2 separate regions of the Homo sapiens genome follow, and region 2 is linked to region 1. Evidence: chromatin loops called from intact Hi-C (ENCODE). Cell type or tissue: Caco-2. All regions are shown on one strand. Links, peaks and the distances in the headings refer to the core of each region. The heading gives the core; the rest is flanking DNA. Region 1 holds the start of LOC124903727 (a long non-coding RNA gene). Region 2 overlaps ADAMTS18 (ADAM metallopeptidase with thrombospondin type 1 motif 18).

Region 1 (16,081 bases), core at 3,439-11,438:
AGGTGATCCGTCTGCCTTGGCCTCCCGAAGTGCTGGGATTACCGAGGTGAACCGCTGCACCCAACCATTCTCTAAGAGTCCTGAGTGACATTTATACAGTTAAATTACCTTTGAAATTATGGACTTTTCACTAACTTATTCAAGAACTTAACAAGCTGTCAAAGATAAAGAAATGGAATACTTTATTATAAAACTTATAAAATAATTAAATATTACACATATATTTTGACTTTTCTCTATAATCCATGGTTTTATTCAACATTTTATCTCAAAATATTACTTAGAGAAGCAAGTGAGAACACATAATAGGCTATTAATTAATAAATTAATTTTCCATAAAATAATAAAATGATAATTATATAAAGAAATAACTTGCTGTTTTTCAGAAGGCAACGGGGTTGTAGTAGAGAAAATTTTTTTTTTTCCTGTTGATAAAATGGCCACTTCTCTAGGCCAAGCCAAGCAGATTGAGAGAAGTTCCTAAGCATTATTTCTCTGGGATTCAAGAACTCATGACTTTAATTAGAATGGGAACGAAGTATGCTGCTAAATTTAACAAACCACTGTCTAGTTGATTATGCTGAGCTGGCTAATCCAGCTTGAATTGAGACTTTTTAAAGAAGTAAAATTGGGTTACATTCATCAAAGAAGTTGAGGAATAAAGTAGAATTTATGTAAATATGCCCTTTATAACCACTTCTCAAAAAATTACAGGAGGACACAGTATTATAATTACTTTGGTTTTGGCAAAATAGTGTGATGTTTTTTCAATTGAGAACAATTTTAAACTCATTAATGCCTACCAACAGCTGGCTTCTGATGACTGAAAATACTCTTATTCAGTGAGGGTCTTGTCATATTATGATTTATTAATATTAACATAGCAAGAAGACAGATGGATTTTTTTATTACCACTGTTTACTCCTTTCTTTCTCTCTTTTTTTTTTTTTTTTTTTTGCTGTTAGCTCAATCCTAGGGCAAATTTAAACGTATCAGTTGGTAGGAAAAAGCCACAAGTGGCCTTTAATTTTCCAAGCAGCTCTGGTAGTATGTACAGAGCATTATAAATGATGGTCCTTTCTCCCTCAAAACACTGCTGTGTTTTGTCATTTAGCTCCTCCTAGATATTTTTTAAATACCAGAAATGGGTATGTAGCATTCCCAAAGAGCGGGCTGTAGCTTTTCATGGACTGATTCAGCAAGCACCAAAAGTTACGAGGTTGATAACATGTGAAGGGCATCCATATTTATCTTTTCTATGAGTTGTTTCCTTGCATGAATTTCAATTACATGGAGATCTTAAACAGTCCATGTTGCCCTATTTTCATAATATTCCTTGGAATACTTTTCAAGTTGTCAATTTTAGTCTCAGAGACTCTCTATAAGCAGAATATAGTTTACACAAAATAATAAAGACACACGCACACCAAATAAACATAACATGAAGCTTGCCAGTCCAGCAGCAAGCACAATTGCGAGCACCATTTGGCTTCTCATAGAACTCCTGGCTTGGGTGTTCACAGGGTTAGTCGAACTGTGAACTCCACGCAACAGTTAGGCAAGGTATTCCATCCAGATTTGAAAGTTCTGAGTCTCAGTCTTTGACCTGAAGTCATAAAGGACCTTTTTAAAACAGATGTCTTTGCCCTTGAACCCTTTGAAGTTCAAAAGGGGGTCTCTCCCCAAATCGACGTATCTCAGTGTGATTCACCACTTCTTGCATATAACAGTGCAAATCAAAGATTTTTTTTAAAGTCAGATTTGTCATCGCTTCCCATTTTCAAGTGCTTCAGAGTACCACGTGCTTCAGGGAATTGAGCTAGAAGCCTACTGGCAACCTGTCTGTTCCTCAGAGCAGGCTCCTTCATCACAGCGGCAGCTCACAGATGGTTCTCGGTGCTCAGCTCCTGGTCTCAAAGGCAGCTGGTCTCTCTAGAGGTTGAAAGGTAAGCCCCTGGCCCTAAGGTGCTGGGGAGGACACCAAGATCAGATCTTCCTTGTGCATGACTTGCAGCATTGTTTTCCGTAAAACTTGTGGTTGCAGACACCATGCTGAGGAACTAGGTGACACCAGTTGAAGAAATCTACGCAGGATGGATCCTCTAAAATAAGAAAATATATTTAGCATGTTGGCTAGGGTGTCTATCCTTTTTCTTTTTTTTTTTTTTTGAGATGGAGTCTCACTCTGTTACCTAGGCTGGAGTGCAGTGGTGTGGTGTGATCTCCGCTCACTGCAATCTCTGCTGCCCAGGTTCAAACGATTCTCCTGCCTAAGCTTCCCAAGTAGCAGGGACTATAGGCAAGTGCCACCAAGCCCAGCTAATTTTTGTATTTTTAGTAGAGACGGGGTTTTCCACCATGCTGGCCAGGCTGGTCTCAAATTCCTGAGCTCAAGTGATCTGCCTGCTTCGGCCTCCCAAAGTACTGGGATTACAGGTGTGATCCACCGGGCCCAGCCTTTGGTGATTTGCATATTATGATTTATTAATATTAACATAGCACCTTTTTCTTAAGGTGAGGGCCTACAGAACAAAGGTCTTGGGCCCACCTCCCTTGTGCCTCTATGTGGTTTTTCCCATTAAACATTGGGACTTTGGTAGGGGGGTGAGGTAGGGGCAGGATTTAGATGCCAAGAAAAGACTCTGACCATTAGCAAAATTAAATGATTTGTTTTTAAAAAATGTCACATCTAATCCAAGATCAATGTCTGATCCTCCCTATGTAGCCTGGGAGCTACCATGGAATTCAGTGTCCAGGGAAATACCCTAAAATGGTGCTTTAGGGATCCCCTAAGGATATTGTTGTACCACTAGTACCGCTGGTTCTGATTGAGAAGGGCTGTCAGAGGGGAGCATTAAGGGAGGGTGTGCTGCTGGTCCACGAACTATAATTTCAGGAGCAAGAAGCCTGATGTATTGGGAGTCAAGCCACCTTATTTGCCTGCAAATGGGTTGAGATTAACTGAAAAAGCCGGGTCTCCAACAGTCTGTGTAGGTTTAAGTCAATCTCAACCAGTTTGCAAGTAAATAAATTTAAGTCAACACCAGTCCTTTCTAATTTCTTTAGTTGTTCAATGAGCAGGACAGATGTGATTATTTCACTGTACATCAAGAATTCTTACTCAGATGGGCCTCAGGAGATAGGAAATGCAAGTGAATGGGTATGTAAACATAAGTGCATGTTGTAGGAGCAAGGGCCCAGTCATTTCACTGTTTTGTTTGAGATGGAATTTTGCTCTTGTTGCCCAGGCTGGAGTGCAATGGTATAATCTCGGCTCACTGCATCCTCCGCCTCATGTATTCAAATGGTTCTCCTGCGTAAGCCTCCTGGGTAGCTGGGATTACAGGCACCCACCACCACGCCCAGTTAATTTTTGTATTTTTAGTAGAGATGGGGTTTCACCATGTTGGTCACGCTGGTCTCGAACTCCTGACCTCGGGTGATCCGTCTGCCTCAGCCTCCCAAAGTGCTGGAATTACAGGTGTGAGGCACACCCCCGGCCATTTTACTGTATTTTTAAGGCACAGTTTTGACTTTAAAAATATTTAGAGTATACACTACACATAATTCAGAAATGCTTAGAGTTCCTTCTTCAAGCCTTGATTTTTCTGCCTAAAATTCCTTTTTATACATCCCCTTCATGTAAGTAAGTCAGGCAGGAGAAGTGAGATGTATTACTATTCTGTCAGTATAAGTGCTTTTTTTGATTATAATTACTAACAGCTGGTTGTTTGAGCTTCTACTGTGAGTCAGGTATTTCATTTACACTATTGAAGATGACCTTGGAATCATTTCTTTGCTTCACGTTCTCCATGCAATCAGCAGATACTCTTGGCTCAATCTTTAAAATGCACCCAGCATCCAACCTCTTCAGTACTGCCACTGCTCTAGTGGAACCTCCTCCAACCGCTTCCTGGCAGAGTTGACAAGTCCTTGTTCTACTCGAGACAACCTGCACTCCTTTCACCTTAACTGCCAGTAATCTTCCTAAAGCTAGATCCTATTGCTCTTCTCTTCTGCTCAAAGTTCTCCATTGGCTTCCATCGTACTCAGCGTTAAATCTGAAATCCTTACACTGACTGACAAGGCCTCCAGTCCCACTTTTCATGTATTGCTTAACCACTCTTCACCTTGTTTCTTGTACTCCAAGCATCGTGCCATTCCTCAATTAGATTAGTATATTCCTGCCTCGGGGACTTTGGGGTCTCTCTGCCAGGAACACTCTCCTAGAGCCATATGTGGTTCACCTTCCTTGAGGTCTCTGTTTAAGTGCTAAATAATCAAGTGGTCGTGCCTGATCATTATAATCTGAAGGTGTTTTCCTATTTCCTCACCCCTTCACCCCTGCTACTTTACTTTCTGACACTGTGTGCTAATTGGTTGATTTGTTGTCCGTTTCCATTTTGAAGCAAGCTTGTCAGAAGGTGGGAGCCGTGCCTGTTTATTTTGTAATCAGACCCCAGAACAGTTTCTGGTTCACAGTAAGCACTAAAGACATGTGTGAAAAATGGAATTACCTTCTTTAATACTCAAAACAGTCTTTCGAAGTAAGCATTATTTCCCAGTTTTATGAATGCTCAGAAAGTTCAAAACTTGCTCAAAGCTCCATAGCTAGCTCCATAGCTACTGAGTGTCAAGTCAGTGTGGATTCAACTCTATTTTTATGATTTTAGGGTCCTTGCTCCTTCCACTGTACAATGCTGCCTGCCCCCATCTGAAGATGTGGGATTCCATGAGGAGCAGCTTATTAGTATTGAGTGCCTGCTCATCCTTAACTTAATATGACTAGTCTGCAGCCCAGGTAGCTTCCAGACACGTAAACACCCAGTTTCAATGCAGTGTGACACAAGTCTCTGGGTGGTATGACTGCTTTAGGGCCTTCTCTCTTTTCTGAAGAGAATTTTATGTATAATATGTACAGTGCAACCATAAGGATGGCTTCCCCAAGGTGGAGATCCAACCAAGATACCCAGATAAGGCATCACACACTGATGATGATATACAATGACTGCCCCTAGACTGGCACTCAGTATGGGCAGGGATCTGGGGGACAACAAAGCTGTTTGGTGACACTGGATGACAGGAGGATGCAGCCATGGGCAGAATGGTCTTCTCTAGGGTCTAGTTTAAGTGACTACAATGGGTAGAAACTTCTACCCAAGTGGAAGCTCCATAAGGGGAGGAAACTCTCACAGTGCCTAGCAGAGTACCGTACCTGGTCCACAGTGGGGGGCTCAGAGAAGAGGCAAAGAACGGAATCTTCTTCCGTCACCATGCGCCTCCTTACTGCTCACTAATGTTTTCTGAAAACTCACAGCCAGAAAATACACTCAAACGACATTCATAGTAGTCACCCTGCCAAGCATGTAATCATCCCTATACTTGGGATGGGAATGGGAGAAAATCCTCAACTTAGTAAACTGTAGGCCACATTTTTGGGTCAGAACAAACACGTGGGCTCGTATCCTTTATTCTTCCAAAAGCCACCTGACTCAGCCATGAGGCACAGAGAGAAACTCCTCTTTTTGAGACAGGGTCTCAAAAAAAGCCCAGGCTGGAGTGCAGTGGTGCAATCTCGGGTCACTGCAACCTTCACCTCCTGGGTTCAAGAGATCCTCCCACCTCCCCAGTAGCTAGGCCTACGGGCACCTGCCACCACACCCAGCTAGTTTTTATATTCTTAGTAGAGACGGGGTTTCACCATATTAGCCAGGCTGGTCTCAAACTCCGGACCTCAGGTGATCCACCCGCCTCAGCCTCCCAAAGTGTTGGGATTACAGGTGTGAGCCACAGCACTCAGCCAAGCTCCTCTTTTAATAAGCCATTTCTCATATGCACCCTATGACTCCCCTCATTCCAGCACCACAGGTAGAACTGACCATCACTGTAACACTGTGAATATTCCACCACTTATTTGTTGTTGTAGCTTTCTTTTAAGAACAGGACCTTTTAAGAATAGGACCCAGCTGTATTCTTTCATCCCTAGAAGAGTGCTGGAGGTATATAAGGTGCTTGGTGACTTGGCTTTGAACAAGATCGAGGACCTCACAGCACTTTTCACATGATCTTTCATGTAGCCCTACACTCATGCATTTATTCATTTAAGACTTATTGAGTACCTGTTGCGTGCCCATTGTGGTATTAGGTGCTGGGTGAGCCAAAAATAACAAGACAAATGGCCTCCTTGGACCATACGTGCATGTTGACTTTCCCCATCCTTCCAGGAGATACTGTTGGGCAATTTCATAATTGGTCATTGTCGTTGGGGGTGCTGGTGGCCTTCTAGGCTGAATCTTTCTTTGGTAATTAAGGGTGGAAATGAGAAATCACTGATAGTCTGGAAGAACATGACCGCTTGCTCATTTCTTCCCTATGTAGTATCCCAGCATGGACTAGGATGATCTGGCTCTGAGTAACTGCTACAGAGCTATTTTTTTTTTGGTCTTGTGCAAGATTCTTTAGCACGAGGCAAGCAGATTAGGCTGAAAGATATTTCCTGGCATTTGTCAGATTACTTCAAATAGTGAAGAATGGTACAGTTTACTCAGACTTTCCATTTTCCTATCAGTACTCACTGCACTTCCCTTGAACTAACTTTAAGAAAACATTTAGGTATAGTCCTAGGGCAATACATATTCACTGATGACTATTACTTTTGATTTCTGAATTTTTTATATCTTCAACAAACATGAACATCTTTATATATGGATTATAGTTGTCTCCTCCATTAAAATATGAGCTCCTTGAGGGCTATTGTTGTTCACCTTTATGTTCCCATTTTCAAATTAATAATGGTTAAAAAGCATTATTGTAGCAATTAAATATTCCCTTCAGACCCATGCAAACAAGATCACTAGGATAGGCTGGGCATGTGGCTTGTGACAGTAAACCCAGAACTTGAGGCCAGGAGTTCGAGATCAGCCTGGCCAACATGGTGAAACCCTGTCTCTACTAAAAATTCAAAAATTAGCCAGGCGTGGTGGTGCACACCTATAATCCCAGCTACTCAGGAGGCTGAGGCAGGAGAATGGCATGAACCCGGGAGGCAGAGGTTACAGTGAGCTGTGTACTCCCACCTGCATGACAGACTGAGACTGTCTGAAAAAGATTATTTGGACAGCAACTTCCCCAGAGTGGTGCCTTATACAACTCCAGGGAGCACTGTCACATAGACTTCGGGTGAATGGCTTACCCTAGAGTTGTACAATGTCACAGGCTGCACTACTAACAAAGTAGCCTTTGAAAAAATTATCTAAAGACTAGTAAAGTTGACTGGAGCATGGTGCCTTTTTACCTCTCTTTTCAGGAGCTGGACAGAAGTTTGTATTACAGGCTCGTAGCACCGGAGGTTTCTGATGGAGCAGACAACTTGAGGAAGGCCGGCCTTGCTGAACACAGTGGACTGACCGGGTCTGGACCCCTCCCCCACAGGTGACTGTGCACTGCAGCAGAGAGAAGAGGAAGGAGTCAGAAACACTCTACTGAGGTCAGTGACATCAAACAGAAGGAATTCCCATGCTTCATGACATTAACAAGATGCCTGCTGATGAAACAGATTGGCTGGAGCCAGGCACATGTGCTTACAGTCCACAGCATCTATCCTAACAAGTGTGATCCCTTTGATCTGATTAGAAGGGTTTTAGGCAAATGCTATCTATCTAGCCCAAGAGTGTGTGTCTCCCAGTTAAGTGACTCACTCATAAAGAAGAGAAGCTCCAGAAATACAGAAGCTGCTCTAAGAATGCAGAAACAAATACAGACACACCTAGGGAGTTAATCACAGGATTTAAAGAATTCCAGACAATCTGTGCAGCTGCAGTAGTGGAGGACATAGTTCAAAACTGGGACAGAAAAAGAAATGGTCAGAGACAGCTCTGGAATTAGGTCCTCGGTGCCCAGCCACATTCTGAGTTGGCATGACAGAGTTGGTGCTTCTTAGGAGTCGCTGATTTCAGTGTGCAATTAAAAATTTTCAAAAGTAGACAACTCAACTGTCTTTCTTCCAGACAGCCATATGAAAAATTTATAAAGATACTTCATAACAAAAGGAAAACCAGGGAAAAATGTAGCCCTTTAAATGGATTTTTCTTATTTTAAAAAGTTACTACATTAATTTTTCTTAAATGTACATATGCATTATAATTGACTGTAGTTTCTGTCTCAATTAAAATTTAAGGGCAAGTCTTGTTATCAAATTATCTAAACTAGGAGTTTGTAAACTTTTCCTTTAAAGGGGAAGATAGATAGTAAATATTTCAGGCTGTATAGGCATACGGCCTCTGTTGCAAGTACTCCTCACTGCCGTTGTAGCACTAAAGCAGCTGTGGTCAATATATTAAGCAAATGAACATGGCTACATTCCAGTTAAACTTTATAAAAACAGGCAGGTATTGGGGGAGCAGATTTGGCTGGGTGGCAACTGTTTGCTGACCCCTTAATCTAAATAAACTTATTAGAGTCAATTTTAAAAAGAAATCCCCAGCAATATGTGTAACACCTAGCACAATGCCTGGCCAGAGAAAATCAGGCTAATTTCCTTTCCTCTCATCCATGTGTTGGTTTCCAGATCCTCCCAGATAGATAACGTACGTACATATTGATACCTCTACCCGGACTCTGTGATTAATGGTGAGGTGGGGAGCACCCGAGTCCTCTGAACTGAACAGCTGTGCAGCAACATCTGCTGGGTGGAATGCTGGAAGGACCGCGTCACACACCAATCCTAGCTAAAGTTTCACCCAAGTCTTCTGAAAAGAAGGGTGCCTCTAGCATCTGATAAGTTTAAAAGCGAAGTATCCTTGGCTGAATTGCCTGACATTCTGAGCTTTAGGGACCATACTACCCCTGAATAGGAGTACTTAGCACCGTGCATAGTAATAGCTTGACAAATATTAGCTATTACATTGTTCAGAAACATGATGTAAGAACCAAATGAGTAAAGGCTGTGAGCAGCATTTCTAAAACAGAAAGACTCGAGTGGTAGTTTCCGTAGCAACAGCAATGACCAACATTAGCAGTGTATAACTGGCCTGGTGGTAAGTGTTTTACATACATTTTCTGATGAACAAAAACAAATCAACTCTCCCAGATAATGATTTTCTAGATGTGAAAACTGAGGTTTACAGATTGTTACCTGCCCAGGGCCAAAGAACAAAACCCATTCTGCCTTCAGAACTTGAGCCCTTAGTTGTTTTTACTTAGACAACCATTAACAGACTAAGAGCAACTGTTTGCAGAACGCCTCATTTTTCGACATCTCACTTGAATAGACACCTCCTCAATCGGCCTGTACCCACCTGCTGCCACGGCAATGAATACCATCCAGCTACCATGTTGTACACTGGATGGGCTGGGCAAGCCCGTCGGTTGCAGGTCTCTTCCAAGTCCAGATTTGGTTTCTTAATATTACGGCATCTTCGCTCTGGGAAAGTTATCAGCTTTCCCTGGAAGCCCTTCTCGCTGCACTTCATCTCCCTCTTCCTCACACCCAAACCACAGGTTGCAGAACACTAGGAGCCAAGACAGGATGTGTAAAAGTGAAGACTGCCAGGATCACATCTTCTGGACAGAGGCAGTTTGACATAAGGTTGCACCATCCACATGAAATAGGAGGGATGGGATTACACAAGGTCAACCACACTCACTCGAGGATCTTACAGATACAGCAGCCAAGTACCTCATGCTATAGGTAAGGAAACCAAAGTTCAGAGAACGGAACTGACTTTCCCAAAATCACACAGATCATTAGCCTCATAAAGTAAAAAAGGAACCTTGGGATGCCACATGGGTGTGAGATGGAGTCCAGGAGAAAGGCAAGATGGGCAAAAGAATTTCCAGGTTTAGGGTTACACACTTACAGGTCCAGGTCTACCTAAGGCCTGAGGAGTTAGGAATCTGAGTTGAAGAGGGTAAGGGCCAGAGAAAAGGATTCAGAGCTTAATGGGAAAAACCACTGTACAGCAAATAATTGCTCTTTAAATATACCCAACCTCTCACACACAGGAGGTAACATGATGAGGGTCAAAAGTATCCTTTTAGGAAAAATATCCTTTTAGGCTGGGTGCAGTGGCTCAGGCCTGTAATCACAGCAGTTTGGAAGTCTGGGGCAGGTGGATCACTTGAGCCCAGGAGTTCAAGACCAGCCTCAGCAACATGGTGAAGCCTCAGCAACATGGTGAAACCACATCTCTATAAAAATTAGCCAGGTATAGTGGTGCATGCCTCTAGTCCGAGGCAGCAGATTACCTGAGCGAGGGAGGTGGAGGCTGCAGTGAGCTGAGATTTTGCCACTGCACTCTAGGACAACAGAGCAAGACCCTGTCTCAAAAATAAAAAATTTACTCCCCAGTATTTGTGAGAGATATTTCTAGTGTGTCACCCAAGGCCCTCATGATTTTTCCACCCCATCCCATGTCCCTTCTTTACTAAATGTGCAGTCCCCTGTCATCACTCCTGTGTAGAGGCTGCACCCTCTGTCTGGGACAACCTTGCCCCAAATCCCCTTTTGCTTTGATTCCTGCTCATTTTTCAGGCCATGCTCCCTAGAAAGTCTCTTCTGACAAGGGTTCTTCCCAAAGACCGGCTTGGGTGAAGCTTGAGCTCTCCCATAAAATGACAGACTTCTATCAAGTCACTTGACGTGTGCTTTCTCTGCGTGTGCTTTATGAAGTCTTGCGCCCCTACTGCCCAGACATAGGCTTGATCAATGTGGGGGTGCTTTAGCAATGTTTCGTGAAGAAATCAGGAGAGAACTGGGAAGTAGCAGGCATTTGGTATCAATGTGTGCAACACAAAGGAGTTTTGTGAGCCTAGATGCTAGCAGGTCAGCTGAGCATCTCAAGAAACCTCCAGCAGTGACTTTTTTTTTTGAGACAGAGTCTCACTCTGTCGCCCAGGCTGGAGTGCAGTGGCGCAATCTCAGCTCACTGCAAACTCCGCCTCCTGGGTTCACGCCATGCTCCTGCCTCAGCCTCCCCAGTAGATCAGACTACAGGCGCCTGCCACCTTGCCTGGCTAATTTTTTGTATTTTTAGTAGAGACAGGGTTTCACTGTGTTAGCCAGGATGGTCTCAATCTCCTGACCCAGCAGTGACTTCTAATCCATACCTCGCTCCACGAAGAAGCGACCCACTGTAGCCGGCTGTTCTTGGGGCATCGTCCAAGCACACAGCCCTCCTGCAGCTCAGGTCTGGGGAGACTGGTACACTGGCTCTCGGGGAGGGTTTCTGCGGCAGAGCCCTTGCAGAGGAGTTCACGCTTCCTCACCCCTCGTCCACAGGTCTTGGAACACTTGAGAAGACAAAAAAGTTCTATTTGCATTCCCATTAGGTTTCAGTAGCCACATTAAAAAAAAAAACAACACACTAAATATATTCCTGTGAAAGGTGGGATAAACTCCATGAACTAAAGCTCTTTTTACGAGATCTACTTAACCACCCCCATTCCCATTACCCACCATACATATCTGGCTAAAACAATTATTTGAATTCTTTCTGTAAATTATATTGCTAACTGCAAAGAAAGAGACTAGACTCAACACCATGTACTATTTAGATTTACCCTCTGCTATAAAGGAATATATTCTCTCATTTGAAAGAACCCCTAAACAAGCTCAAAAATATTCTCTCTCCCTCCTGACCCCTAATTCCCTAACGTATCAGTCTCCAATTTCTTTGGCACCAGGGTCGGCTTTTGCAGAACACTGTATTTCCATGGACGGGCAGGGTGGTGCTTTGGGGATAAAACTGTTCCACCTCAGATCATCACGCATGAGATTCTCATAAGTAACATGCATCCTAGATCCGTCACCTGTGCAGTTCACAACAGGGTTCAAACTCCTCTGAGAACCTAACGCTGCCACTGATTTGACAGGAGGTGGAGTTTAGTCTGTGATGCTGGCCTGCTGCTCATCTCCTGCTGGGCAGCCCAGTTCCTTACAGACCACAAACAGGTACTTGTTCATGACCTGGGGGTTGGGGACCCTTGTGCTAACAGATATGTCCTAACATTAAAAAATAAAGCCCTACTCTGACCTCTGGTAGTGTATTGCTGAAATTAATCAGAAAGCAGCACCCTCCAGCATGTAATATACGCTAAAGGAAAACACAGAAGAACTGTCATCAGTGGCTGCTACCTGGCCCCATGGTTCAGGTGGTAAAACTCTTGCCGTTTTTTCATTCTTCCCCATAATTTGTTTGCCAGCAGTGATTGAGCAGTGGTTGAGCTATCATCTGCAAGGGAAGCTGTAGGGAAGGGCTTCTTCCCTTCAGCACCACTGACATTTTGGATCAGATAATTCTTTGTGGTGAGGAGCTGGCCTGGGCTGTGTAGGACATTCACCTCTACCCACTAGATGCCAGGAGCACTCATCTCCCCAAGTTGTGACATCAAAATGTCTCCTGGTAGGCAAACTTACCCACGGTTGAGAACCTTTGCTTTAGAGGGAATTCTGAGCTGTGAACGACAAGGTAGCTCTCTGTCCCTTCTAACTTTAAAATTTTATGGCTTTCACTGGGAATTTGTGACCATAGCAAACTTTATGCCCTACTTTTCTCTGTATTCTTCTAACTTTACCTCTTTCCCATTGAAGCAAGAGTTAAATATCTCTTCGATGCTTCATTCTTTGTATTTGCGTTTCCCATTTGCTTTGGAGAATTCAGTAGCCAGTCTTCTGATACTGGAATCCTTTCTAGCTGTGCTCACGAGTCTGGCCTAAATGGCCCCCACACTCCAATTTCTGTTCCTCTAAGGAGGATTCTAAGCTCTGGGAGAGGGGTGCCAAAACTTCAGATTTCCTAAAGAACATTAGTTAAAATGCAGATTCCCAGGCACATGAACTCAGGGTGATTTCCATGAACATGTAAACTGCCAAGAGCCCAGTGGAGAGCAAAGACACCTCTACTTTTGCCTTCATGGGGACCGAGAATAGTAACTCCCAAGTTTTCTCCTGTTACCTGAGACCAGGGTCCAAGGCTCCATTGTGGAGGGCAGGCATGGCTGTTGCAGGCTTGGACCTGAGTGGGTGTGCTCACTGGACAGAGAGAATGCAACACTGCTTCCTCCTTTTGGAAGGGCTTCTTTTGCACACACTGGATCTTTCGGCTCTGCTGGCCTCCAGCACAGGCCTTGCTGCATGTACTCCATTCACCTGGCATCCAGCTTTCAGTGCAAAACAAACATTACCAATGAAGCCAAACTTTGTATGATAACTTCCAAAGCAGTTACTGTGAAAGGTAAACCACCTATGGAAGCCATGAATCAATTTCAGAACCAATAAGATAAGTTATTCTAATTGTTCTTTGAGGGATCCAGAGGCTTATACTAATGTGATTGAGATATAAATAATCACATTTAATCATCCCACAGTTCTACAAATATACTCCCGCCTCTGCATGAGAAGAAATACATGCCACTTTAAAATCTGCACAATTCATTGAGCCAAATTTGTTGGGATTTTAACTATGTGTCAGGGACTCTCCTAAGCATTAGGATTAGAAAAATTAAGGCAGCAGCCTTCTTTCCATTAAGGAGCCTATAACACAGTAAAGAGGTGGATATGTGAACAAATAAAGACAGTACTTTCTGATAAGTGCTGCAATGGAAGTCAACATAAAATACAATGAGGAGGCTCATGGAACAGTCATCAATGAGAGAGAAAGAGAGGGAGGTTTGTGCAGGAGAGAGGGGTACATTTAGAGAAGGTCTCACAGAGGATATTTTTAAGTGGGTACTTCCCCAAATTACTTTTCTGATTACACCTGAATTTAGTGATAGGTTAAATACCTACCTTCATTTTCTTTAAAATTTGCCAGACCAGTTTTTTTTTAATAGCTATCTGTCTGAGACTTGGTATATATTTGAACGGTTATCAATTGAAACTTTTTTTGTTTTTGAGATGGAGTCTTGCTCTTGTTGCCCAGGCTGGAGTGCAATGGCTCGATCTCAGCTCACTGCAACCTCTGCCTCCCAGGCTCAAGTGATTCTCCTGCCTCAGCCTCAGATTATGACAAATGCACTATTATTTACAAGAAAAAAAAAAGTGTGTGTGTGTATATATATATACACACACATATACGCACATCTTTATATATAAAGATTGTGTAATACGATTGCATCACCACAAACCAAACACTACTTATGAAGATGATCTAAAACATTGGTGAATGCAACACTGCTTTAGAAGAAACTCCCATCCATTTTATATAAATATATTTGGCAGAAGATAAATCACATGAAAGAGACTCCCTTTAACTGGGAAGATTACTTAAAATTAGTCTTCAAACAATAGTGTGGCTAAAGTCAATCCAAGAACAAACTCACTGAGCCCCTCCAAGGCTGCCATCATCAGCGGTGGAGTTACCACTTGGCCTATACCCCATTCTTTTTATTTTGTGTCTTGCTACTGTGTAATTTTGCATTTGGGGTTTCATGGCCCGCATAATATTATGATTTTTAAATTCTTGGACCATTTACAAAAAAGTTAGGCACACAACCGCACGCAAATTGAACTAATTTAGGATTCTGTGTTATTTAAATATCTGTCTGATTCCATTCAGAGAAGAGGAATCCCTATGCAAAGGTTAAAAGAAAAAAGCACCTCACGCCTGTAATGCCAGAACTTTGGGATGCTGAAAACAGGCAGATCACTTGAGGCCAGCCTGGCCAACATGGCAAAACCCCGTCTCTACTAAAAATACAACAATTAGCTAGGTGTGGTGACGTGCACCTGTAATCCCAGCTACTAAGGTGGCTGAGGCACAATAATTGCTTGAATCCAGTAGGCAGAGGTGGCAGTGAGCTATCATGAGGCCACTGTACTCCAGCCTGGGCAACAGAGTGAGACTCCTTGTTCCTCCTCCCCTCCAAAAAAAAAGAGGTCTTCATATCCCAAGCAAGCTTGCTTTTAAATAGCCAGTAAATTTATTCCTGGCTATCAAGCCAAAGTCAAGTGAGTACCAAAAGTAAATTTGTATTTTTCAACTCAAATGTAAACTTCAACCATCTTTTTTAAAAAAATTTCTTTTAGAGACAAGATCTCACTCTTTCACCCAGGCTAATATGTAAGTGGCACAATCATGACTCACTGGAGCCTGGAACTCCTGGGTTCTACTGATCTTCCCTCTTCAGCCTCCCAAGTAGCTAGGACCACACACGTGCCACCATGCCTAGCTCATCATCTTCTATTACTTTTTAAAGTATTGCGTCTACCTTTGAATCACTTTCCATTAGCAGTATTCACAGTGAGCTTTCATCATCTCATAACAACAATGAAGGCATACAAGTACAAAACTAAACAAAAAGACACTTCCAAATGACTTACTAAGCCGGGCAGGAGAAAGCGTTGCAGATTTTGGGCTCAGTTACTGGCTTGGTTTTTGCACTGCAGAATGAGGAATTGACTTGAGTATTTTGATCTCGCAAGCAAATGGCCTTTACATTTATGTAACCTGGTAAGACATCAGAAGTGACAAAGTGAAAATTACAGATTATTATTTCAATTTGGTTCTAAGTTTAGCTTCTGATTTACCAGCATTGTGATATTTTATTTCAGATATGGAATCCAAATATTTTGTGGAACGCTTCCTTTTGATGAAATTTGCAACTAATTTGAATTCCATTCCCCTCCCTAAAATAATATATTTTATATTTTAATAATTGTAACATGTAGATTATTGGTTTTCAAGACTGATGTGGATACTAGAACCATAAATTGATAAATACAACCTTTTGAAAACAGAATGACTATAAAGGGTAACATCCCAGGCAAACTTTATTATCAGATTAATGTTCTTCAAAGAAAAACCATTCGTGAGTTATATATGGAAACCCTAAGATTTTGCCTTAACATGAAATATCTCATACTTCTTAAGAGCATGGGGCACATAAAAGCAAAGAGTAGAACTCACTAAATATGTATTAAAACCTATCAGCCAGGGCTCTGCTTTTGCTTTTTTTTTTTTTTTTTTTTTTTTTTGAGATGGAGTCTCATTCTGTCGCCCAGGCTGGAGTGCAGTGGCGTGATCTTGGCTCACTGCAACCTCTGCCTCCCGGGTTCAAGCGATTCTCCTGCCTCAGCCTCCCA
Region 2 (16,081 bases), core at 5,208-13,207, 64 kb after region 1:
GGGTAAGAGAGCCGCCTATGTGAAATGGGAGGCATGAGAGATAGCACTGAAATGATTAAACCTACACTTAGAAAGGCTTTCAGAACTAAATTGTTTTTCTTCTTACAGCCAGGAAAAAGCCATAACCCACACCCAGTGCCTATGTGGCAGCCACCAAAATGGCCCTAGGGCAGACCAAAGAAAAGGAGGGCTAGCTGTCGTAGCCAATGCCAAGCCACAGAACCAAGAGAAGGGGCAGCTGGAGAGAACCAGGAAAACAAAGCAAAACAAAAAAAAAAACACAGGGATTCCAGAGTGAAATAAGACAGGCTGCATGAACATGTTATTTCTTCTGCGGTGGAGTACAGAAGTCAAGGGTAATTATAGCCAACTACATACTCTGACGACCATGAAAGCCCCTTGAGAAGGCTCCCTTTCAAAGGAAACGCAAATCAGAGTTTGCACTTTTTTTGCTTGTACCTCCCCCCTCTTTTTACCAGCATATTCAAATAACTTTCCCTTATCTATAATTCCCTGGACTTAAGTCATAATTTAAGGGAAAAAAAGAAATAACCACAGAGACTCCAAGGTCTCATGTTGCCTGCATATGATTTTTTTAAACTAGGCAACATTTTAAAGGAAAGAGTCCCAATGCTATCCATTATTCTGTCCTGTCACTTGCTGTGTCCTCCAGTTGTATTCTATAGGCTGGATACCCCTTCAAGTAAAACCTGACATGCTGAAAATGTTAATGGCTTTTGCAAACCAAATTTTATGAAGCATTACAAACTGAACACATCCAAAATAAAAGTTCTTCATTGGCTCCTCCAAACCTGTCCCATGTTTCACTGTCCCCATCTCACTCTAAGACACCTCTATATTCCCATTGGTTCTGGTAAAAAATCCTAGAGTCATCTTTGACTCTTCTGTTTCTTTCACATTCTATCAAGAAAACCCCCACCAGATCATGAAATCATATTGGCTTTGCCTTCAAAATATTTCCAGAATCTGAACAATTATGGCCACCTTCCATTTCTACTACCCTGTTCCAAGCCACCCGACATGGAGCTCACTGCCAGATCCTCCTCACAAGCCTCAAAGGCTTTTACCCGCACCCTTGCCCAGTTTATTCTCAACACAGTGACTAGAGCTGTATTATCCAATATGATAGTTACTTTCTACATGTGGCTTGTTAAACCTGAATTTACATTACTTAAAATCAAAATAAGAATTCACTTCCTCAGGCACACTGGTCACATTTCAGGTTCATGTGTAGTAAGTACCTACCATATTGGATAACAGAGAACATTTGCATCATTATGGAGAGTTCTGCTGGATGGCACTCAGTTAGGGAGAGCCTTCCAAATCAACTCAGTGTCAGTCAGCTCATGGCACTTTTCTGCTCAAAACCCTGTTATGTCTTGTCAATTCATCACGAGAAAAATCCAAAGTCCTAACTGTCATCCACAAAGTCATATGCACTCAAGCCCCCTGTATCTCCCTGACACTGTATCCTACCAGTTTAGGTCTTGCTCACTCTGGTTTAGCCACACTGGCTCCCTGATGCTCTGCCAACACTCAAATTTTGCTCCCAAAGCGGGTCTTTACACTGGCTGTTCCACTTCTTCAACTATCTGCATCTCTCTCTTACCTCCTTCAAGTCTTTGCCTAAATTTCACCTCCTGTGACCTCGATATTAAAAAATTTAATCAGCCACCAACCAGTCAGTCTTCCAATTTTCCTTATCTTATTCCAAACTTACTTAGCACTTGTGGCTTCATTTACAACATCATTGACTTATTTATAACGTTTATTGTGTTTTGTTTTCTCCCCCACTAGCCACGAGAGTACAGAACTGTGTTTTCTCTCTGATGTATCCCAAGCACCCAAAACAGTGCCTGGTACAAAGTAGGCTTCAGTAAATCAATATATGAATAAAAATGACAGACTTTGTATTTTAAAATAGTCTTCATTTGTAATAAAGACTCTGGAATTTTTAAGAGCTTTCAAGAATTAAAAAAAATAATAACATGAAAGAACCTGGCAAACAGTATATGCTAAAAAAAACTGGATAATGAGTTTTGCATAAATTATTTCATTGTATCATCATTGTGGCCACATGACGAAAGTATGACTATCTCCTCAACATGCTCATGAGAAAATTGAGACTCAGAGAAATTAAGAAACTTCTTCCAACTTCTTTTAGCAGTTAAGTCTCTAGTTGGCCTGGATTTAAGCCCATGTATGCCTGAGTTTATTGCCCAAGTTTTTAAGCTAAGCAATAATTTAAAAGTAACAAATAACAATTAACAAGTAGGAGTCACCAAGAATTGCCCCGATGCCATTTTAAAAATCAACTTTACAGAGGTATGATTTATACAATAATATGCATTCATTTTAAGTGTACTGTTCCATGCATTTTGGCAGATATATACACCACTATAAACACCACCACATTCAAGGCAGAATATTTCCATCACTCCAAAAAGTTCCCCTGTCCCCTTTTGCAGTCAATTCCCTTCTTAGGGCAACCACCATTCTGATTTCGGTCACCAATAGGTGAGTGTTGCCTATTCTCTTAAATTTCATATAAATGGAACCATACAGAATGTACTCTTTTGTTCGGCATGTTTTTCAGTCATCCATGTTTTTGTGTGTATCAATAGTTCATTCTTCTTTATTGATGAATGGAGTTCCATTGTATGAATACAGCAAAATCTAATCTGCTTGCACATTCACCTTTTGCAGGACGTTTAAATAGTATCTAGTCTTTGGCTTCTATGAATCAAATAGTAGCTGAGAATGTTCTTGGACAAGCCTTTTTATGAACACAGTCCTTTATTTATTTCAGGTAGATACCATGGAGTACATTTGCTGGGTCAAAGGGTAAAGGTAGGTTTAACTTTCTACATTGAAACAACTCGGTCAAACCATTTCCAAAATGATTATACCACTTGACACACTCATCAGCAATATGCAGAGTTCCAGTTGCTTCTGGTCTTCGGTATCATTTGGTATTGTCAATCTTTTTAATATTCTCCATTCCAGTCAGTGTGCAGTGGTGCCCCATTATAATTTCTTTTATATATTCCTGAGAGCAATTGATATTGAGTACCATTTCATGCATTTATTGACTATGTGTATGTCTCCTTCTCTGATATATTATTTGATATATTCCTGAGAGCAATTGATATTGAGTACCATTTCATGCATTTATTGACTATGTGTATGTCTCCTTCTGTGATATATTAATTTAGTATTTTGCTCCTCCCCTCCTTTTTTGGTAAGGGGATTGGCACTGGTACCATTTTATATTTTTTCTAGGTAGATAATATGAGAGGCAGTATAGTATAATGGTTAATAGAATGTGCTACCCAGATCCAATTTTAATTCTGCCATTTGCTCATATAAAGCTTAGTAAAACATTTATTTTTATGTACTTTAGATTTCTTATCTAGAAAATGTTAATAATAGCACATCCCCCAAAGATATGGAAGTATTAATATGTATCGTGTGCTTAAAGTACTATCTGATACATAATAAGCACTGAATAAATATTAGTTATTATTATAGGATGGAAAGAGTATCTTACCCTCAATTTTCTAAGAGTTCATTCACATATAGATATCACTACAATTTTGACTCTAAAACCAGGGCCTTTTGTTTTCCTGTATACTAGCACTTTCTGACTAATCTTGCTCAGATTATTTAACTTCAATTTCCTTTCTGCTGGATTCAGGGGGGACAATAAATAATGTTCCTGTCTCTTCCACCACTAGATAAATAAGACACTGGAGTCCAAGAAATGGAAATCTAGATAATAACCTTATTACTGATAATCATGAATTGGGGAATGTGGCTGAGATCTGTGGCCAAATAGGTCTTCCAACACTATCTCCACTGCATTAGACCAACTATCCCTTCACACTTGCAGGTAGAGGAGGCAAACACAAGTCTCCCATCCGAGGCAGGCAACCTCCAGGGTGGCAGAAGAGAAGTGTGCATCCTGCAGACAGGCAGCACAAGAGAGAAGATGCTGAGACAGTACTGTGGCATGCCTGCTCAGATATAGTCTTAAACTGGTCAATCAGGTAAGTCACTCCTGCTGCTTTGAGGAGGGATGAGAGAAGAGGCAGAGGGGACATCTTCCACTTTATGGAAGTGGGAGTGCTAAAACATGTGAGCTTTGGTTATCACTGTAAGCCCAATAAATAACACTGAGTATCTGATATGACATCCAGCACATGCTAGGCATGGCAGATACTCTCTACCAATAGAGGCAAGAGATGTGTATACACAGTTAAAATGTATCACAAGTTTATAAAAGGGACACATAAGCTGGAATTGGAGCCCAGAGAAATAAATGTTTAAATCTCCCTGAGGAAATAAGGAGGTAACACTTGAATTGAATCTTTAACAACAATAAAAAAATGATTAAGTGTCACTGGGTGGCCACACAGCATACTAGAATAACAAACATATACAAAGGCTTGTAGACACGGAAAAGGAAATATTTGGAAAACACACAAGAAGATCAACATCACTGGAGCGTAAGTGCATGGGGGAAAGTTAATAGAAGTTAAAATGGCATGCAGTAAACTTGGTATGTTACAAAGTAATAGTATAATAGTATCAAATAGTATGATTCCATGCTAGGAAGTTTCTAATTATTCTCCATTCATTAATCCTGATGTCAAATTCTTAAAGAAGTGTGAAAGGAAGTTAAATGTTGGAACCCCAAACTCATTAAGCCAAATAGAAAAGTCAAGCTGGGAACTCGGTCACACAAACCTGTCTCCCCCTTTCGGTTCCTAAATAAGATGGCTACAAGATGAAAAACTACACACCTCCCCCATATTTTGCCCACAAGGAGATTCCTAGTGAGCTGTTAAAATTTCACCATGGCAATGGAAATTGATAGCTTATCTTTACAGGTGCAGTCACCCCAGCCCACCAGACACAAATGCATATCTGATTGTTCCCCTGCCCCACTGTGTCTATATTTATCTTATGTAAAATGCAGTTTCACTGCATTTTTCCTCTGCCCCATTTGTTTATGTCATCTTATGTAAAAAAAAAAAAAAAAAAAAAAAAGCCGGTTCACTGAGCCAGACAAAGTCATGAATAACTATTGTTCCCTACCCTGCTCTTACATGAAAATCGTGTACTTCTCAATTTCCCGCCATTTCCCCTTTAAAGTTGGAGCCCTCAAAATCATCTTCAGGAAAAGGCATAGACCTGTCTCCCGGGTGCATCCTTAACTTTGGCAGATACATATCCTAAAATGCTTGAGACTTGTCTCGTCATTTTTCTTGATTGACAGAAGAAATATACACCGATCCTGCTATCCTTCCAATACAATGCTCTCTAGAATGATAGGCCTGAGAACATTCACAAGAATTTAAATATCTTCCCCACGATTTCTACTCAGCTTCAAACTCTCAGTGGGTCTATGAATAAACATTAAAACTGAGCTCCTGCTATGTGACAGTAACTGTGCTGGCTACTGAGGTACAGGGTCAGCTAAAGAGGATGCATTTGTTCAGCTGCTCACTTCTAGCTTAGTAAAATAACCAGCACAGAAGTCTCGATCAGTCTGTGACAGCGCTTGGGACCCTCTGACAAACAGCATCAGCTCACTCATGGAGTCAGTAAGCATTTCTAAAGTGCAGAATAATCAAATGGGCGCTCTCTCCACTTGTTACAGAGGGAATCCTGCTTTGAGTCTTTCCAGATAACAGAACCATTAGAAAGATTCGTAACTCATTTTCTTCAACACTTTGGATGAGAACAGAGATCAAGTCTGGCATGCTGAAGACACAGAAAACTCGTGGTTGGGAAAGGAGGGGAGGATGGGGATGAGTGATCCAAAAGAGCCAGCCCCAGAGCCTTTACCAGGGCAGCCACTGGGGAAGAAGAGTCAAATGTGATGGTGGTGATGATGCTGAAGACATAAGGAAGAGAGTTAGAAGAAACCGTATTGTTTATCAAGTGATGCGACTGTACCAAGAGATGAATCCTCACCAATGAGCCATGGAGGAACTATTGTAATCTTCACCTTTCAAAGGTGAACTCTAAGGCTAAGGGAGGTTGAGTCATTTCCCCAAGCTTATAGGAAATCTCGGAACAAAATTTTAAAGCTAGGTCTTTGTGACTCCCAAATCCAGAGATTTGTGTGTGCAAATGTGTATGTGTGAACGTTCAAAATTGAAGACTGTCTAACTCAGCGACCCTCAATCTTGACTGAGCATCAGGGTCATCTAGAGCTTTTGTTAGAATATGGGTTTCTGGGTCCTAGCCCCAAAATTTCTCATTCCTTAGGCCTGGGACGAGACATTTCTCACAAGTTTCAGGTCTTGCCGATACACTGCATCTGCTGGTCTGAGAGGACACTTTGATAATTAGTTCCTTTTCGTTGTTGTTCTTCTAATCACTATGCAACCCTTTCACTATGCAATGCTTTCTAGGAGGCATGGAGGAAAAAAAAAAGTAAAGTGAGGGGAAAAGATTAGAAAGTAATAATGGGACAATAAAAGCCCTGAAGACAAACTTCACCTCTTTCCTGCGTTGCCAGAGCGGGTCTAAACTGTTTCTACTAGACAGGATGAATAAGAGATTTTGTTGCTTTGGAAATCCCTCCTGGCTAGAGCCTGGCAATATTTATGATCCTCAGAGGTGTGGCCATGGGTTCAAGTTATAAGTAGGTTTAAAAACAATACCAAAAGCTAAGGTGTGGGGAAAACAAGCTTCAGAATCTATCAAACCACCCTACCTTCTCCATTAACCTCATCACCATCTTAAATCATTTCTCTCTTAAGCAAGTCTTTCTCACCTTCCCTGTCCTTGTTTGACTCAATCTTTTATTTTGGAATTTTCATTTCTCTTTGCTCTGCTTCCCATGAAAGACCATCAGAATGAGAAGCTGTCTTTTAAAAATATAGTGAGGTCCCAGAAAGCAATCTATAATTTAAAAAGGTTGTTTAAGCCCTGCACACTGCCTGACACAGACCAGGTACCCCACAAATACATGGTTCTGAAGGAATGATAGTAATTTTAGGAACCTCCTTTGTATTTCTGAAGAAAATTATACTTATTACCAACTGTGCTTTTGCTGCATAGTATGTAATAAATTTGTGATTAATAAATAACATAATGAATCCTTTAGAATGAAGTGAACAAGAGGCAAATTAGAATACAAACTTTTTCAACAAAGTGAATGGCTACTTAACTTCTGCCAAAACCATCAACTTAACAGGAAAATAGAACAGTCTGTTAATTTTTTTTTTCTTAGAAATAGGGTCTCAGTCTGTTGCCTGACTGTACTGACTGGAGTACAGTAGTGCTATCATCCTTCACTTCAGCCTCAAACTCCTGGGCTCAAGTGATCCCCCTGCCTCAGCCTCCCTAGTAGTTGGAACTACAGGTACGTGCCACTAGCCCAGCTAACTTTTTTATTTTTTGTAAAGAGAGGGTCTAACTTTGTTGCCCAGGTTGTTCTCAAACTGCTGGCCTCAAGTGATCCTCCCACCTTGGCCTCCCCAAATCTTGACATTATAAGTATAAGCCACTACACCCAGCCAATTTGTTAGTTTTTACAGAAGGCTCACCAGCATTTCTGAAAGTAAGCTCCATGTGTCATGAAGGATACACCAAAAAAATGTGAATGACATCCGGAAAATTTTTTAATAGTTATGCATTGAAACTGTAATAGAAAAAAAATGTAATCCCATCTCAAACCTATGATTTGATGAATATTATTTCTTCGGACTGGAGTTATGTTTTGAATGTGAATTGGTTTCTAGAAAAGCAATAAATGAATAATAATATAGAGATAACACAACTAAAATAAAGAAGGTAGTTATTAATGACTGAATATTAATGACTGAAGTTTAGGAAACACTAGTAATAGTGACTGGTACCAGTCACCGGTGAAGAAGAGGAAATTTCACATCAATGTGTGTGACTTGTTTTGTTAAATTCCACCATTTAAAAGTTTGTGGCTTTGGGCAAGTTGAAAATATTTTCTGAGCTCCAGGTCAAAAGCGGTAATAATTCTTCCTTGAAGGGTTTTTGTGAAGATTGAGGTAAAGTAAAATAAATCTTTAAGTAGAATGCCTTATGTGGGGCACAGGCTCACTTAGCAACTGCTGAAGATGATAGTAAATGGTGATAGTGATGGTGATGGTGGTGGTGGTGGCAGAGAAGGAGGAATAGGGAGAGAAAGAGGAGGAAGAAGAGGAACAGGAGTAGAGGGGGAAAGAGGAGCTATAAACCTCCATAATTTCCATGCATTTTTCAGTTACTTAGAACTTCCATATTTCTCTTTGGATATTGGGAATAAACCAACTTAAAAATGATTCTACTTTTTAGTATGGGCCGGGCGGGGTGGCTCATGCCTGTAATCCCAGCACTTGGGAGGCCGAGGTGGGAGATCACGAGGTCAGGAGATCAAGACCACGGTGAAATCCCTTCTCTACTGAAAAAAACACAAAAAATTAGCCGAGCATGGTGGCTACTCAGGAGGCTGAGGCGGGAGAATGGCATGAACCTGGGAGGCGGAGCTTGCAGTGAGCCAAGATCGTGCCACTGCCCTCAAGCCTGGGCAACACAGTGAGACTCTGTCTCAAAACAACAACAACGACAACAACAACAACAAATTTACTTTCTGGTAAAGTTGAGATTGTAATACTGTCAGTAAAATGTCATTCTTGACCAAGTGTAACAACGTGTCTCTCATTTCTATAACCTGGACTTTTGTACTTTCCCAATTATCTTTTTTATAATTCTTTGAAGAAAAGATGACACAAAAATCTTATTAATATTACTAAAGATGTACCTTGAATTTATAGACAATATTAAAAAAGCTAGCTGCTAATAGTTATCCCATATTATAAAAGGCATATAATGTATTTGGGTATGGTGATGATTTGAAACGAATTAAATTAACAGGGAATAGGATCATATAGAGAACAAAAGCAGTGATTAGCAGCAGGTACAAACTATTGTTCCCAGGTTTACTAGTAGGGATAAAGTCTTCATTTAAAGAGAAAGAATTTTCTACCAAGCAGTATTTAAACCAGGCATGGTCTATGTGGATAGGCCTGGATAATTCATTGACAGTAAAATTGCCACTTAATTATCATGCCAAACAACTGACACGGTAGAGATAACCCAGAACCTAACCCTTGGCCTTGGCAAACCAAATGTTTACACTTCTGTTAGGGACACAGACACATTGCAGAGTCTTAATGTAAGTTTGAAATCACAAGCAAACATACCTTCACAAAACCAAGGCTGCATAACTTGGCTTTTGCTCCAAATTGCCATTTACACTGTGTGTCAGCATCATAAATCTGTCCTGGTAGTTTGTCCGGATATTTATACTGTCCTGCTTGCTTGGGCTCATCCACTAGACACCCCGCCTGAGGTGTGCTGTAATGACAATACATGCTTATTAATTACTCTGTTGATCTGTGATCTTTCCATTTACGACAACACACTTCTGAATGCATTCATGCAAAGAAAAATATAGCATGGTTCTAGAAACAGGTATATGTTTAAAGTTCAAATCTATGTTTATGCCAAAGAGTGAGTCCTGTCTAAGAGGATGGAATGTACACAGCCAGGAAGGGTTTTACAGGATGCTGAAAATTCTAGTCATCCAAGTGATTTGGCTTGGGATTTGACAGGAGACAGGAAAGGTTAATACATTTGAAAACTCCCATCAACAATCTTATTCAACAATATTTGACAATTTGTACTGAGTCCCTACTCTGTGGCAAACCTTAGACAAAGCACTAAAGGTACAAAATAAACCAGACAGACACAGTACCTGTCTTCATGGAGTTTTAAATCAAGTATTTTCTTTTTTTAAACAGATAATGGAGCAGAGGTCAAAGATGTACTTTAACTCACAATAAGCCTTACAGACAAAAATAAATAACATTCCTAAAGAATCAAGAGGAATAATGAACTGGGGGATGAGGCAGAAAAATTTCCTTCAGATATGTTTGACTGTGACTTGTTGAGAGCAAAAATCAGTCCTGATGGCATGGATATTCTTAGCACCTTATCTCCACTTACTTAAATAATTAAAATGTGGTACCACCGAGAAGTTAATTATCATGGTGGTTAAGTGTAATTTTGTAGTGAGACAGATGGGGGTCCTAATCAACCATGCAACCAAGACCAAGTTATGTAGCTCTTACACAGCTCATGAGTGACAATGACTCTCATAAAGGTTGTTACACAGTTCAAATGAGAAAATATAACATGCTTCATAAAGCATAATAAGCAAAGTTAGCTGCTGCTGTTATCATTATTATAACATTTAACTACAAAAGCATTTAACTACATACTAACGGAAATTCAGCCTATGTTAAGTTGATCTTGATTTTAATACTTATTAATTGCATTCTTACATGAGTTGGAAAAAATAATTTTAGTCACCAAACCATGAATTTAAAACTAATAGGAAAATCTTCATGGCAAAGCTTACTAACAAAAAGTCTGTTGATTTTTTACCACCCTTTGGGCATATGTGGTTAGATATCTTCACGTTTAATATGCTTTGTGTATAGATCTTACTAATTCTTTAAACATTTGCAAATAATACACAGTGGTACAGGTTAAAAATAAAGTATCAAAAGTGTCAATTCCCAAAGAAATTTCACTAACATCTGTTCAAAGAGATATGGGATTAGCATCTAAGTGTCCTTGTGGGTCAATATAGATTATAAAGGTAGGATTGTGTGTGTGTGTGTGTGTGTGTGTGTGTGTATTTCAACTTTGGGTTAATTGTTTAATATGAATTAAATAGTACAACTTTCCAAACTCCTACTTTTACTAATGCAACTTAAGGTTTCTGTGTTATTAAAAGCATTTTATATAGCTACCATCTTCTTTGGCTATCATTTGGACATAAAGCTAGCTCCTGGCCATTTCAAACATAATAGTCAAAGAAGAAAATGCTCTATTCATTAAAACACAAACACACACTCATACCATTTGAGCATTTTTAAAATACTCTATGACACATTGATCGATAACATTGAAATAATTAGTCACAGTAAAAAGACAATATACCTAGCAGCCTCTGGAAGTCACAGGGGAGAGATGGTTGAGTAGAGATCCTAGAGTCAGAACAGATCTAAGTGTGAGTCTTCTGTCTGCAACTTACCAGCGATAGTACCTTATGCAACACAATTAACCTAAGACTTGATTTCTCAACTCTAGATTGAGGATAATAGTATCGCTGTGAGGATTGAAGGAGGAAATATGTGGAGAACATTTAGCACAACATTAGGCTTCAATCTATTTTTTTCAACAATGTCATCATCACCATCATCATTATCATCATCATTTGTCTTTCTGTTTATTGACAGGTCAAAAGGTATTTCCACTGAGTATTCGTTTGCAGGTCTATGGAGCACAATTCTGTCATCACTCCAAACCTAGGAGCACCCCAGGATTTAACCTGTCATACCTGAGGAATTTCTTGAGATACTGGCGGCTGCAGGAAGACCATGAAAACACTCCATTGTTTCCGGTCAGTGTGGGAGACATGATATTGCCTTCAGCCTTTCTGCAGGGATTCCCTTCTCCATCGTGAATCATACCAAAGCTGAAACAGAATGAAGAAAACAAAATCCTGCTTTGTGAACCCATTTTTTTGAAGGATAATCTGAGGAAGAATAAAGATGTATTGATCATCAACAAAACCAAGTGAGAGACAGAGTTATTAAAACTGGAAAAGAGAAAGGCAAATTACTATAGATTGTTATAAAATTCACACAGAAAACTTTAAAAATGCTGAGGGCTTTGTTATATTATTTCCTGACCACAGAATCAAAGAATGGTCTAGCTGCTACATGTTTTATGGGCTGGAAAATTTTGCTCAAGTTAAAATTTAGGTATAAGCTAAGCCAAAGTGATGGAACAGCCAAATTATTTAGTTTCAAACAGTAGAATTCTTATCTTGTCACCAACCACGGAACTATGGTAAAGAAGTTCAGAGTCAGTAGGAAGTAAGTACAGAGAGATGATGATTATAAGTTGTTTATGAACTGTTCATATATAAGGCTAGCATGGTATAAAAACTTCTCTCCAACTATGATCAATTTATTAGCTGAAATCACAAACTCTAATTGTAATTAAACTCTCTTATAATAAACATTTTTTTAACATGCTTGAACCCCTTTATTGAAGGCTATTAAATCTTGACCATTACTGTTATCTTTCAGATGTATTATATGAGAAAACTTTAATTTGTTTCATCACAGAAGGGTCTAGTAATTATAGAAGAAAAACTTTAGGTGGTCTACTGTCTAGAAATCATGCACATTATACCTGAAGAATTCTCAAATTTCCTGACAGGAAGAATAAATGTGACATTAATGTGCATACCCACATAGGATACATACCATAAAGACAAAGCTTACTTCAGGCGATGTTAAAGTGGTAGAAGATGGGGAAATAAGAGTCTTTGATCTTCTCTAAAAAATTCAGCACAGAGAAAAGTCTTTTCTGAAATTTTTTTTTTTTTTTTTTTTTTTAGGGATGCAGAGGACGGAAGGATATAAATATGAATTTCATCATTAATTTAAATTGTTCTTAATCTCATTATTTAAAAGAATAAAACTTGTGTCTTAGACCATATATTTATAAGGCAGATATGACTCCTATGTAAATAAATGTTATCCTGATATAATTTCATTTATAGAGTTCGCCTTTGAAAGTAGTCTATACCAAATAAATATGTTACGATAAAAGATATGACTTTTTTTGTGACCCATGTCTATAATATGGCCATTTTTCCAGCATTCCTTCCACTTTGTCAGGAAAATAGTAGCAGGGCAACTGTATGCTATCCTATCAGTGACTTCCTTAGGTATTCAGAGGTGACCACTCAAAAATAGGTATTGACTAACGTCAATGTATACTCAGTGAAAGCATTTTCTTATCCTCAGCTTTTCCCAATTTAATTCTTCTTCTCACCTAACCAAGACGTTAAGGGGATTTCTTTGGGAGACACCCTTTCTAAATATATTTGTGAAAGTAAAAAACAGAAAGAAACCTATAAATAAAGCACGAGAAGAAACAGCAAGAATCCCAGAAACAGAGATGGGGTAGGAGAGATTGAAGCCATTACGCTAGAGGAAAAGAACTTACTTAGAACTTCAGTGGAATTTTATGTGCGTAAGAAAATCAAGTCGGAATTTAATTTTGAACTTAACAATCTTAAATTTAATTTAATAGCATTTTAGAAGATGATAACATATTTTCTTTAGCACATGCCAAATGCCATATAAATATCTCAGGAATTGTCTGTTTCAGAACTTCTTAAGTCCATGTTATTTAGAACTTAGGTATGTATTTTATTTTACCATCTGTCCTTCCCCCAACCTCTGACTTCTCTCCTGAATCCTACCTGAAGAATATGTTCTGCTTTTCCTTATCTAAAATGTTGGATTTTGATTTTGGATAATTTTAACACATATGCAAAGATAATGAAATTTTTCAATGACCAGTATTTTGAAAAGTGACACCTGTTCGGTTGGACTTCATGCTGGTAAAACAAACTTAGACATACATTTGATATGCACACATATTTTGTTTCCTGCTTTGTATGAGAAGCATTGTTCTTAGTGAGCATTTTCGCTTCTCCATTTACAATTTTAAAAATTGGCTTATTCATATCTAGGAAAGTGTGCATGTGTGTCTAAATGTGTGTGTGTGTGTATAATAATGTTGGAAATTTGTTGGATAACAATAACAACAATGATCAAGGTTTAAATTTCCTAAAGATAATAAATGTAGCTCATAGAAGATACTGGCACTGTCCGGGCGTGGTGGCTCACACCTGTAATCTCAGCACTTTGGGAAACCGAGGTCGGCAGATCACCTGTAGTCAGCATGACCAACATGGTGAAACCTCATCTGTACTAAAACTATAAAAATTAGCCAGGCATGGTAGTGGGCACTGGTAATCCCAGCTACTCAGGAGGCAGAGGCAGGAGAATCACTTGAACCCGGGAGGCGGAGGTTGCAGCGAGCCGAGATCGTGCCACTGCACTCCAGCCGGGGCGACAGACGGAGACTCTGTCTCAAAAAAAGAAAAAAGATAGCAGCACCAACATATAAAAATACCAACTATGGTTACTGAATGATGTTTGCTTTTAAGTCAAAAATTAACTAGATGCTTTGAAAATATATGAGTTATTTCCTGTATGTTGAATAAAATATACACACAAGTACACACACACAAACATCCTAAACTGGTATATCTGAAGAGTACTACACATTGAAATAATTATTTTGTAAAGTATTATACTTGTTCCAATGCAGCTGCTATTGCTCTAATGTTTGAAAATTCTCTATAGCGTTGTCTCCATCATAAAAGGAAGATTTAGTGACACCAATCAAAAGAATATTAAGTACATGCAATGTTGCCAACTAAAAGAATATTCAGTACATGCAGCAAAAGTTTTTTTAAAAAGCAGCATGCCATTATACTTTGGGAATTAATTTTTCTCCATGATTACTTCCTGTGCATAAAGAATCAGCTAGAAGTGTCTTCATTGCTGCAAAACATGAACAAAAATAAACAAATGCCTAGCAGCCCAGAGACCCCATCTGTGCACACGAAGGAGTACTGTGTGGCTATTAAGTGCTGCTGTTTAAAGAGAATGAAATCAACAACAGCTAGCCTTTAGTGAGCCCTTTGTATAGTCAGAAACTATTCTAAGCTTTACACAAGACTGATCCTCTTTGTTCTGCCTAAGTCAACAACAACGGTTAGAGGAACACCAATGAATCACCCAACTAGTTTTCACATAAAGTAGTGGTTCAAAGAGGCACTTACTTGTGCCCTGACTCATGAGCGATGGTGAAGGCAAGGCCAAGTCCTGTGTCCTCATTGATGGTACAACTTCGGTACTTAGAGCACATTCCACTGATGGGGGCAAACCCTATTGAAAGAGCAGTTTCAAATGTGAATCCAAAGGTTGCACACACAGATACATGATGATGATTTATGTCCTCAAAATGTTCTACACAGTTTTAGTTTAATAGATCAATGCATTCAGTGTTTTTGGAAAAAAAAAAAAAAAAAGATCTATAGTTCTTTGTCCTGTGTAATGATAATGTATAAATGCAACATTTCCTATTTTCTTGCTTTTGTTACATATTGTTATCAATTGATCCTTGTAAGAGCCCTGTAAGGTCAGTATGAGTACTGTAATTCCCATTTTACATTTAGTTTAGTAAGTCACAGAATATTTATATGCCTTGTCTGAGTTTATCATTCAGGTCAGAGCAACGGATAGAATGATAGCAAAACCAATGCAAAATGCTCACTGAACAGTGGCATTAACGTCACAGCTCAGGGTGTATTTTCCAAGGAAAAACACATATCCTGGTCTTTTACTAGAGCAGAAAACATGAAAATGTCTAAGCAACATGTGCAGATTAAATTCATTTTTCTCTGGTTCTTTATAATGTGGTAAGTGCTTCTGTTCCCAAAGTTACTTCCCTCTAAGAGCCATTATAAAAGCATCCCGGCCAGCCCTTAAGTCTATCTTCAAATACAATACAGTGTGTGCGAACATCTTTCTTTCCAGTTTTGGGTCCTAATAATCAGTAGAACAAATCTATGTACCCATCTAATATTAAATGCATGCTTGTGAATGGATTGTACCCACTTCATTGTCAAGACGGAAGTGAGATCAGCTGGGAAATCTAATACAAAGGCACAAATAAGGGGTGGGATCATTATCATTACTACCATCGTCATCGTCACTAAATAAATGGTTGCAAATTCACACACTGTGCTATATGTCTATTATATATCTGTGTGTGTATGTATTTATAGCTTAGGAAACCAAAGCTCAGAGAGGTGAATTAACTTGTTCAAGATCTCAGAGTCATAAATTCTACACTCAGGAATCAACCACAGACATATGGGAAGTCAAAGCCCATGCCCTTTGCATTAGGACACACTGCTTAAAGTAAGTGACCTTTTCCACAGTTGATAGAATTTCTGGTGTTTTGTTTTTTCCAAGCCTTTTAGTACATTTTGGTCTCTGGATAACAGATAACACTG

The links. Peaks named below come from ENCODE experiments on the same cell type or tissue, not always from the same donor. Only the 100,000 strongest peaks of a DNase experiment are listed, where the experiment ranks them.
Region 2: a loop joins it to region 1, with 2.8 times the contacts of the local background. A loop is called at or near these places in 5 of 110 quality-filtered maps.

Annotation. Positions count from the first base shown.
Region 1 is chr16:77,281,970-77,298,050 of GRCh38, forward strand. It overlaps ADAMTS18 (ADAM metallopeptidase with thrombospondin type 1 motif 18), which reads right to left. Exons shown (of 23, transcript NM_199355.4): 18 at 15,320-15,446; 19 at 12,954-13,158; 20 at 11,107-11,289; 21 at 9,297-9,509; 22 at 7,295-7,442; 23 at 159-2,102. The coding sequence ends at 1,987. It overlaps LOC124903727 (a long non-coding RNA gene), which reads left to right and starts at 7,307. Exons shown (of 2, transcript XR_007065122.1): 1 at 7,307-7,486. RefSeq lists an enhancer at 7,104-8,303. In Caco-2, for the core only: no CTCF peak of the experiment used is centred there; DNase peaks (open chromatin) are centred at 7,462 and 8,672.
Region 2 is chr16:77,344,476-77,360,556 of GRCh38, forward strand. ADAMTS18 (ADAM metallopeptidase with thrombospondin type 1 motif 18) reads right to left here. Exons shown (of 23, transcript NM_199355.4): 8 at 14,843-14,948; 9 at 11,465-11,602; 10 at 9,258-9,411. Among named protein-coding and RNA genes, the nearest start is that of ADAMTS18, 83 kb to the right of the region's middle. In Caco-2, for the core only: no CTCF peak of the experiment used is centred there; a DNase peak (open chromatin) is centred at 9,246.